Regions from separate parts of the Homo sapiens genome. Here region 1 is linked to region 2. A link is a loop called in an ENCODE intact Hi-C map of the cell type or tissue named here. Cell type or tissue: heart left ventricle. All regions are shown on one strand. Each heading gives the region's core, and the rest is flanking DNA. Links, peaks and the distances in the headings are about the cores only. Region 1 overlaps FBXO21 (F-box protein 21). Region 2 overlaps FBXW8 (F-box and WD repeat domain containing 8).

Region 1 (5,375 bases), core at 241-5,240, 130 kb after region 2:
CCTCTTCACATCCAGTAACAGGAGGAACCAACTAGCAAAGCATATTTTCCTTGAGGAGGCTTACGGGGACATGACCACAACCTGGTATCTTAACCAGGCCACCTGCCAGGGCCCTGGCCTTTGGATTTTCTTTTCTTTTTTGTAGAGACAGGGTCTTGCTACGTTGCCCAGGTTGTTTTCAAACTCCTGGGCTCAAATGATCCTCCTGTCTTGGCCTCCCAAAGTGTTGGGATTACAAGTGTGAGCCACCACGCCTGGCCATGTTTGGATTTTCTTGCAGAGCTGCACAGAAATAGTAGAGGGTAAAGAAGCTGGGAATACCATCGAGACAAAAATCCCCTTTGCTCTAAGGGAACCACTGTTACCTGTCATTGGTAAACAGGACATAGGTATCTGAAGTACACAGAATTCAAGCAGGTAGTTTAGAATAACTGCTTTGTTGCCAGTTCGTCTGGAGCAGTTCTCATCTGGGGGCTCTTTTGCTACTAAAGGGACATCTGGTAAGGCCTGCAGACATGTTTGGTTGTAACTGAGAGCTGCTGCCAGCTTGCAGTGGGTGGAGGCCAGGGGTGCTGCTAAGTACCCTACAACGCACAGGACGGCCCCCCACAAACGGTTATCTTGACCAACATGTGACTAGTGCTGGGCTGACAAGCCCTGCTCCAGAGACCCAGCCCTGTGTTTCAGCATTGTTCCCTTCTCCTCCACTTTTTCCTTTCTATGTATTATCGAGGGACAGCCTGGTGTTGGTAACATTCGGCTTCTGTTGGGAGGAGGAAAGAAGCGGAAACTCAGGTTATCAAACACAGATGTGCCAGGGCAACAGGACCCAACAGCTACTACACAGAATTCTGAACATGGGCCCAGAACAAGATGCATGAGAAGTCCAGGCAGGAACGGTGGGAAACCAGGCAAGAAGTAAATGACAGTCCTCGAGGGTGCTCCCAGCCCCACTCCTGGCTGTTAGAGAGGAGCAAGGACTGGATTTGGTGCATTTACTGGCCTGAGCTCCTAGCTTGCTAAGAAGCAGAACAGGAAAAAATTAACAACATAATGAAGTTGGCAACTATGTATTATGAAAGAAAAATAAATGCCAATCCACTAAGAAGATTTTCCCAAAGTTTACTTGTAAGAAAAATGATAAATCTAAGTAACACAAAACTTAATTGAGTAAAACATGAACCAGGCACCACTTAAAAGTTCTGAAAAATCCTGAGAAATCTTCCTGGATTCTCTTCAAGTTTTCAGAGAAATCTGTCTGCTTATTTTAACGTTCAGCTACCCCAAAATATATGAATAAATACTATGGAAACACTACCCATGAGTCCTGTGTGGGCACCTGTCCTGTCCTGATCCGGTCTTCCTCTCCAAGAGAAAAGCACCATCGGTGCCAGTGTGTCGCTGCAGTCCTCCTGTGAGCACACACATAGGCAGCTAGATACCCTAAGTATACTTAAAATTTAGTACTGCTTTATGTGTGTGTACTTAAACAAAACGTATTCTAACCACTCACCCGCAACTGGCTTATTCAATTGCAGCTTAGTATTCATTCCAGTCTGCATAGACCCCAGGCTACTAGAAGACTCCTTGTGAATGACAATTGTCTTGCTATTTTAACAAAGGGGCCAAAGACCTCCTTGTACACGTGTGGAGGGATCGAGGTGGAACTGCTAGGCTGGAAGAGAATGTGTGCTTGAGATTTTTACAATTTGAAAGCGAAAGCCAAAGCATCCTCTGACATGTTTGTGCCACTTAACACTCAACCCCACCCCCATGCAGGGGATCCCCATTCACCTCACCACACTTGCCAGCAGGTACAGCTGGCCATGGACTGTGTGTGTGTGTGTGTGTGTGTGTGTGTGTCAGGCGGGAGGACTGTATGGGTGGAAAGTTGAGTTTGGAAGTATCAAATAAGTTTGTGTGTGTGTGTGTGTGTGTGTGTGTGTGTGTGTGTGTGTGTGTGTCGGGCGGGGAGGACTGTATGGGTGGAAAGTTGAGTTTGGAAGCATCAAATAAGTTATGGAAAAGGGAACCAACGTTTGTCGAGGACATGCCATGTGCCAAGCATTGTACAGGTGCTTTACCATTACAGACAAAACTTAAGAACGAGATTTTCACATGGTAGTTGAATTCCTGGCCTTTCAATACGGCGGCTGACCTAGACTCGGAGCTTCCGAGAAGTCCAGAAGGAGGCGGGACAGGAGCGGCACTCTCCCACCCAGGGCCATGAAAGTATCAAAGCGCGCCCCCTTGTGGGAACACAACATTACACACATGCAAGATGCCGGACATCCCATTAGGGTTTAGGTGAGAGAGTACACACCGGGGAAAGAATTCTCTTCATTGTACAAACTAAAACTATTTGAAGATGTCATATATGTATGTGATTTCTAATTCACTCTTCAACTCTCCGTGCAGAGCTAGTAATTAGAAAAGCATTATGAATGGGTTCTACCTGGGCTAATAGGATCATTGGAGCCAAAGGCTGGAAATTTAGATCAAGAAAAGTGTTTAAAAAATACATTTCATAAAAACACATTAACCCAGAAATGTTCAAAAAATATTTAATATGTGTTTTTAAAATTTGGCCTCTCACTGGCTAAAAATGGGCAAATGTGAGCATAAAATTGTCCCACGTGATTATAACACATTGAATAAATAAAAATCCAGGAATCTATGGCAGAGACAAGGGCAGGGGAGGAGAGAGGGAGGGGGAAGGGAGAGGCAGGGAGGAAGAAGGCGGCTCTTGTTCATTGAAGTAGAGAGAATAACAGTGGTGGAAAAATCACCACTCGGCAATTCTCATACAAAGATTTAGGCAAGGATATTCAAAAAGTGCTAAAACCATGATGTTCAAGGTCACTGGGGAACAGGATCTTTACAGGATGCTACAGAGTGACCACGTGGATTTCTTAATTGAAATAGTGAGTCACTATCTTAGCCAAGTGACCAAACTCAGTATCACTCACAGGGGGCCCCTGATGAGACCCAGTGGGAAGCACGGGGCGAGGGATGTGAAGTATCCTCCCCAAGAATTCTTATCCCGATCTAATCAGGACTCAGACTTCACTCCCAGCTGGCAGACATCATACAGTTAAGGAACCAATGAGGCAAATCCAAAATGTTATACAATTTACAAGACAATGGCCAGGCACGGTGGCTCACACCTGTGATCTCAACACTTTGAGAGGCTGAAGCGGGCAGAATGCTTGAGTCCAGGACTTCGAGACCAGCCTGGGCTACATGGTGAAACCCCATTTCTACAAAAACACAAAAAATAGCCAGGTGTGGTGGTGCATGCCTGCAGTCCCAGCTACTTGGGAGGCTGAGATAGGAGGATCAATTGAGCCCAGGAGGTTGAGGCTGCAGTGACTCATGTTTGTACCACTGCACTCCAGCCTGGGTGACAGAGCACCCTGTCTCAAAAAAAAAAAAAAATTTACAAGACAACCAGTCTGGATTCTTCAAAAAGTCAAAGTCATATGAAAAAGGGGGGAAAAAAAATGAAGAATGAGGAACTGTCTTTAATAAGAGAGACTAAAGAGAAAAAAAACAACCAAATGCAGTGAATGAATTCTGGTTGGATACTGATTTTAAGAAACAAGCCAAAAATAGGCATAAAGTTATTTTGTGACAATTGAGAAATTTGAAAACTATTAGATATTATAAAATAATTGTTACTAGGTGTGATAATGTAATTTGGTTATGCAGAGGAATCTCCTTATACTCAGACATAATTAGGTCATGTCTGCAATATTCTTTCAAATGGTGCAGGAAAACAGTAAAATCTCTATAGATAAAGCAAATATGGGAATCATTTACTGTTGAATTGACTAGAGGGTAAATGGGGGTATTTGATGTATTCTTTTAACTGTTCCACGTGCGAGCAAGAATGATGACTTCAAAGAAGATGAACGGAAGTGGGCTGGAGTATGTCAGGCGTGGGAACCGTGCTGGGGCTGTAAGGGGAAGGCCAGATCCCTAGGGCCTGGTAAAGCATTCTGCACTGCCTGCCGATGAGAAACTCCTGATGGTCAGTCAATTCAAGCAGCAAGTGGCCCGGTCCAGGGACACGCTAGGAAGATCCTCTTGCTGTTGCTAAGGAAAATGCCCGGTTGGGGACAGGCCGGGAGGCAGGTGCCAGTTAGGAAGTAGGCAAGCAGAGACCACCAGAATGGAAATGGGAGACACATGAGGAGACAGCAGTGGGTGTGTAGACAGATGTATCGCGAGGGCAAGGGGAGAAGAGCAAGACACGGCCCCCACGTGGTGTCACTAGTGAGATGGGGCAGGCAGGAGCAAGGGGGGTATGGGGGCACAATGAGTTCATGTTTTTTCTTTCTTTACAGAGATAATCGAGTTAAAACAATGGGTTCAGTGAGTCGGGGTAACAATGTTGGAGAGAAGACCCCTGAGAGCCCTCCAAGCACACATGCCCGGGGGCTGTTACAGAGGTGGGCACGGAGCCCAGAGAAGAGCCCAGAGAACACGGCTTTGGGAGTCACCAGCACATCCACAGACACCCCAAGGGGGAAGGAGATGAAGGCCTAGAGGAGAGTCCCCTGGAGAGGGAGGACCCTGAAGACAGCCACGTATCAGGCATGCTGGGGGAGATCTGCCCCTTGGCCCAGGACTCCGAGTCCCTCAGGAAGCGCTTGCTGACACAGCGCTGATGGAGCCGCCGGCAGAAGACGGGAACTCTCATAGTGTAGGAACAGCTTTGAAGTTCTACGTTTTAAATTCAAGAAGCCAATTTGCTAACATTACCCATCATTTAGTTCCATCTCAATTTAACAGATGGTAAAACCAACAAGCAGATATTAATTTTTTCAGTAATGACAATTTTATGACTAAACCTTACATTGCATGTTTACCTAGATATGATTAGAGATCAACTTCTGAAGTGAACATATCACAACCCCTAAAACCAAATACTTAAGACCAACCCTAAACAGTGAATAATGATGCCATGTGGTAAAGCCATAGACACTGGCCCACGGTGTTGTTGAAAAGAAAATGCTCATTTATTCTTGTGAACGCCATTTGTTGTAGGCTATCAAGCGTTTACCAGGTGACTTGTGCTGGCACCAGTGGCCCAGTGAATCAGTCAATAATGTCCAAATCATGTGTTGATTTTTAGAGATTGTTTATATTCGACACAGCTTCAAAAGTTAAATAACATTACCGTTGGTGCCTCCATCTGCCACAGGGAGCACAGAAACCCCTTACACCATCCCCATCACACTGAGACAGGGCAAGCGACCTGCAGTTTCAACAAACATTTATCTTGATGCTGCTGTTCCAGGGGATCCTTTCAGTTTCTGATTAACTGACAATAATCATTATTTTCCAGCCTTTTATTTTAAGATGAGGTC
Region 2 (5,375 bases), core at 48-5,047:
TTGTTAATAGGAAGGTTTGTCCTGTGTGCCTCCATGGACCCAGCAGACACACCAGGTCCCACTTAAGCCATCTGTCTTCTTGTTCTGGTATTTTGCTATGCCACTTTCTTTCAGAGAGTATCCACAGGTAGTTCACTTTGAGTCCTTTTCTGTTAAAGAAAAAGAAGTCTTTCTTTATTATGCCTTCACACTTGGTAGCTAAGCTAGGTATAGAATTGTTGGTTCAAAATAATTTTCCCTCAGAACTTGGAAAATTGACGTGTGTGCGCATGCTTGCATAACTAGAGTCAGGGCACGGGACATGTTTCAGAGAATCCTGTCGCTCCACAGCTTTTGGGTCAGACGTGCGTTTTTAATCTTACATCCTTGTGCTTGTCCTGTTCCTTGCTAGATGCTGGGGTCTTTCTTTTCAGGGCAGGGACTGTCTTTTCCTTTTCGACTTGCATCACAGGGTCTCTTAAGCTCATCTTTACATTTATTAAATGTAATGAATTTGATTTACTTTTAGCCTTTGGCTTATTGTAGAAACCAAGTAGGGTGGTGTTTGTAGTGGATACGAGATTTCTGTCCCATTATCTAATTTATCCTCGTGAAAAATTCCACATACATAAAAAGTAGTTTTTAAAGAGGTTCTTAAAGAAATGGGGATTATTATAAGGCAAGTAATTATTTCAATAAGTGACTGCCCAGGGTACACACACCCTTATCCCCGCTCTGCTGTGCTTATCAAGGATAAAGGCTTTCCCTTTCTCAGTTCCAGCAAGACAGCAATGAACTTACAAAGTCAAGTGAAATACCCAAAAAGTGTTCTTTTCCTAACCGGGTCCTCACCCGGTTAGGATCTGGGGTGTCTGGCTTTGTAGCTCTTGCCTTTAACAGGTTATTTTACCAACAGCAAAATTACTGTGCTGGGCAGTACACCTACTGCTGGGACAGGCGTCTCAGGCCAACCTGCGCATGCAGTCATGCAGGTGGCTTTTCCCTGTTAAGCAGGTAAAGTGGGCAGCCACTGTCCTTGGCCTGCGTCTTTCTTGCTCCATGTGCTTTTAAACCATTCAGATGAGACCGTGTGGGTCCTCCCTGACAGTCTGTGCTTGATGTCCTTATTATCGATGTTTGTTTGCAGCTGAGGAGTTTTTCATAGCAGTGTTGTGCATAGACCAGCACCGTGGAGGGGGAGTTTGTCATTTGAAGCTTTGACTCTAACCCCATTTCCCTTCTCTGCTCTTCCTGGGCCTGTCCAGGGTGAGGATCCACGACCTCCGCAGTGGTAACATCGCCCTGTCGCTCTCCGCCCATCAGCTCAGGGTCTCTGCTGTGCAGATGGATGACTGGAAGATCGTCAGTGGAGGCGAGGAAGGCCTGGTGTCCGTGTGGGATTATCGGATGAACCAGAAGCTGTGGGAGGTGTATTCCGGGTAAGGTGCATTCTAGACACTCTTGGGAGTTCCTAGTAGGAACAGGGAAGGCAGCACTAATCAGCCTGCACCAGGCACGGTGCTAAATGCCCCCTACCCCCCGGCTTCGCCAGGTGAATCCTTACTGTGACCCTAGGAGCCAGCTGCTGTCCCAGCACCGCTCTGCAGAGGAGGAAACAGGCTTGGAAATGGCGCTGGTCAGTGGGGATGCAGTTCCTGTCTCTGACATCATTCAGATCGCCACAATTCCTACATTAGCCAGGCCCAGCTTTCTCTAAGAATGAAACTACTTTTTTGCAAGTGCTATTCTGATTATTTTAGGATTTCTCCATCTTAATAAACAGAAAAGGGAACTCAAAAACATAGGAAGCTCGCTGGGCTAGACCAGGATGTGACACCCCACCTGCCCACAGGTGGAAGGCAGGGCTGGCCCAGCTGCTGTCCTCCACTCGAGTCCGTCATGTGTAACCATGGTTCTGCCCGTTGCTTAGACTTTCCTCATGCTGTTTACAGAGAAGAGCACTTAGGACTGAAGGGGTTCAGGCTCCAACGAAGGAGGAATTTGTCATTTCCACCTTTAACACCACTATTCAAAATATAAATAAATACTATCCTAAGCACAGGCTGATGGCGTCACAGAGGTAGGTAGGTTTACGCCAGTGGCACCTAACTGGTTAAGACATTTCCAGTGAGCCTGCTTCTGACCTTCAAAGCAGCAGCCCAGCCCAGGGCTGGCTCATCAGAGCTGACTTGAGCCCACCTGCCACCACCTCTACCTGGCCCTGCAGGCCTCGAACAGGAGACCCTGCGTTTGAGACAGGTGGGGAGAAAGGCAGCCGGCCCTCTCGCTTGCTGCCCTCAGCACCACTGTGAAGAGACATTCGGCCAGACACGTGGCTCACCTGTAATCCCAGCTACTCAGGAGACTGAGGAGCTCTCAAGGCCAGGGGTTTGAGGCTGCAGTGACTGTGTCACTGTACTCCAGCCTGGGTGACAGAATGAAACCCCATCTCTACAAAACCGAGATGATTCTGGGCCAGTGGCCTCTGAGCATGACAACATAGAAGAGCAGAAACAGGGCAAGGCCCTCCCACAGGAACTAAGATTTGTTCCCCACTTACCGCAAATCAAGGTAAACCGACCTCTGAGAACACAACCTCTGAGCAGCGACATGGTCTTTATGGAAGTGCAAGGTCAGCAATTTGACAGGTGTCTCCAAGAGGCGGCAGGGTTACATGCAGAATGGGCTTCTTCCTTGGAGGGCAGTGTTGGCAAACACTGTGGCCGGCACATTTTATCAGACAGAGCCCTGGGTACTGCCTGGCCCGCCCCCTCGCTGTGGCTGTGCCTGTTGAGGGCGCCTCGGCCCTTTTTCTGAATGGTGATGCACTGAATTGCCACCAGGTGGTGCCAAACGGCAACTAAAACTCCCGCACTGAAATTCCCGGAAGCATTGCCTTTGAGGAAAACCCTGGATCAGCCATCCAGGTCCTCAGGGATGGCTGCCAGCCCCCAACTCCAGTAGATCTCATTTTTCTCTCAGCAAAGCTTCACTCCCTGGGACAGGCCACTGAGATGAAGCCTAGCTAAGGAAGGCCTTCCCCAGAGGTGTGGCCCTGTCCCAGCACTGCCTCTGTCCCTGTGCGGTCCAGGCTTGTCCCCCACGTGGTCACTGTTTTCACCAGCACAAGGCTGACAGACACATGGTCTCCTGCCCAGAACTCACTGACTTGCTCAAGGCCTCACCTGCAGTGCCTGCTGCCAGGCCCCAGTCTGGCTGTTGTTTGGTCACTGTCATGTACCTCCCGCTGTCCGCTTCAGTCTCTTCAGCCCAGGTCCTCGCCTGCCTGACAGGGTGCCGTCAGTCCTCCAGGCTGCAGGCCTCCACCAAGCCTGCCCTCCCTCCCCGGGTCTTTCTCATCCTCCAGGTCCCATGCCAGGTCCACCAACACTTTCCTTCAGTCCTCCAGGCTGCAGGCCTCCACCAAGCCTGCCCTCCCTCCCCGGGTCTTTCTCATCCTCCAGGTCCCATGCCAGGTCCACCAACACTTTCCTTCAGTCCTCCAGGCTGCAGGCCTCCACCAAGCCTGCCCTCCCTTCCCGGGTCTTTCTCATCCTCCAGGTCCCATGCCAGGTCCACCAACACTTTCCTTCTGTGGGTGTCCCAACCCCAGGGAGGCAGGGACTGCTTCCCAGCTTCCCTCACTTCCAAGAATCCTTTGCTTTAGTCAAGGAGAGCAGCCCTGGCCCAGCCCACACAGGCCTCGTCCCCTCCTGTGCACCCCTCCCAGCCCACAGCACCTCCTGCTCCTCCCAGCACTTAACTCTGGGTCACACATTCTTTGTAGCTTGTAACATCGCTCGTGCTACAGAAACAATGGTCATGTTTTCTGGGACTGCATCTTACCTTCTTCACTAGCTAGGGCTCTCCCTGGGCCAGGCATCCACCTGGATGAGACATCTTTTTAATCCAGTGTCTCCTAGCTCAGTGCCGTGACCACAGCCGGTACTGCATGAAAGTTTCAGAATGAACGCAAACCTCTGTTCAAGAGACTTGGAACCATTTTGTTCCAAGATTTTCCGAACGTGCTTTCACCACCCAGGGTACGTGTGTCATTGCAGCCCTATGAGCAGGATGTGGGGGGCACCTTCATGGATCAACAGTGAACGTGCCCCCAGTGCTCCATAGATGATGGAGAGCCTGGCTGGGAAAGCTCAAGGGACTTGCCCAGGGAGGCAGCGATGGGCCAGTCTCTGTTGCATGTGGCTGATTCGTCTGCAGTAGGGTGTGCCCTTTATGTCTGGAATGTACCAGGTTGTGGGGGCAGATGCCAGCATGCGTACGGGGCATGCAGACCTGTTTACAAAGTCATGCCCAAAGCGTGGCCTGCTCACCTGAGCTTCGGGAACTGAGGTGAGACACTGCTTCCATGGGGGCCCTGTTCCCTCTGTGAAAGAGAAGCTTAGCTTTATGGGTTCTAGAATCCCCTGCAGCTCTGAACTCCCAGGCCTGCGGCAGCAAGTGCAGGCCCAGTGGACGCCCCCTTACGAGCTCTCTCCCACTGCCTTCCAGGCACCCGGTGCAGCACATCTCATTCAGCAGCCACAGCCTCATCACGGCCAACGTGCCTTACCAGACGGTAATGCGAAACGCCGACCTGGACAGCTTCACTACTCACAGGAGGTTAGTGGTGGGGCCGGGCGAGTAAGAGACCATCTTAGTTTGACTGATGTATAGAACCCCACCCCCCCCGCCGTGACACATTGCACCCTATGGGCTATACCCTCAGGCAGGGCCCTGCCTTTCTGCGAATTGGAAACATAAACGTGGATGCTGACCTGTACTGAGCACCCAGCATCTGATGCAGGACAGCCCCGTGGGGCGAGTCCACGCTGTCGGCTGTACAGAGAGGGAGGGCAAGCCGTATGCTGAGGGGCCTGCTGTGGTTAGAATCCTGTCAGGGGCAAGGCCCGCCCTCTTGAGTCCTTGCCCTGTGACACTCACTGCGCCCATCGGACTTGTGCACCCCCACGTTGACCGCTAAGCCGGGGACTGTGAGTATCTGACGCTGTGTGCCCAGAGAACGCGTTTGTGAAGCTGAACCTCTATCTGGTCTCAGGCGAACGCCTCCTGCACAGACAGAAGCGGCTGGGGTGAGGGCCAGCGAGGCAGCCCTGACCTGTCACCATCTTTGTGCTCTTTCTAGACACCGGGGGCTGATCCGCGCCTATGAGTTTGCGGTGGACCAGCTGGCCTTCCAGAGCCCTCTCCCTGTCTGCCGTTCATCCTGTGACGCCATGGCCACTCACTACTACGACCTCGCACTGGCCTTTCCCTATAACCATGTTTAGGGATGTGCCTCAGTTGGGAGCAAGGAGAAAAATGGGAAGAACCAGTTTTATCCATCTTAAAACGCCAGGCACCTCTTCACAGGTGGTAAACATTTAGGGGAAGAA

What was found. A loop is a pair of places that touch in the nucleus more often than their neighbours do. Peaks named below come from ENCODE experiments on the same cell type or tissue, not always from the same donor. Only the 100,000 strongest peaks of a DNase experiment are listed, where the experiment ranks them.
Region 1: a loop joins it to region 2, with 13 times the contacts of the local background. A loop is called at or near these places in 55 of 110 quality-filtered maps.

The regions. Positions count from the first base shown.
Region 1 is chr12:117,149,040-117,154,414 of GRCh38, forward strand. The region is part of intron 11 of FBXO21 (F-box protein 21); the gene reads right to left. Among named protein-coding and RNA genes, the nearest start is that of FBXO21, 39 kb to the right of the region's middle. In heart left ventricle, for the core only: a CTCF peak has its summit at 2,253 (motif pointing left); DNase peaks (open chromatin) are centred at 2,222 and 3,985; H3K27ac peaks cover 329 bases.
Region 2 is chr12:117,022,903-117,028,277 of GRCh38, forward strand. It overlaps FBXW8 (F-box and WD repeat domain containing 8), which reads left to right. Exons shown (of 11, transcript NM_153348.3): 9 at 1,245-1,418; 10 at 4,492-4,602; 11 at 5,126-5,375. The coding sequence ends at 5,270. Among named protein-coding and RNA genes, the nearest start is that of TESC, 74 kb to the right of the region's middle. RefSeq lists enhancers at 1,223-2,422, 1,742-2,277, 2,278-2,813. In heart left ventricle, for the core only: CTCF peaks have their summits at 2,805 (motif pointing right) and 3,010; a DNase peak (open chromatin) is centred at 2,789; H3K27ac peaks cover 854 bases.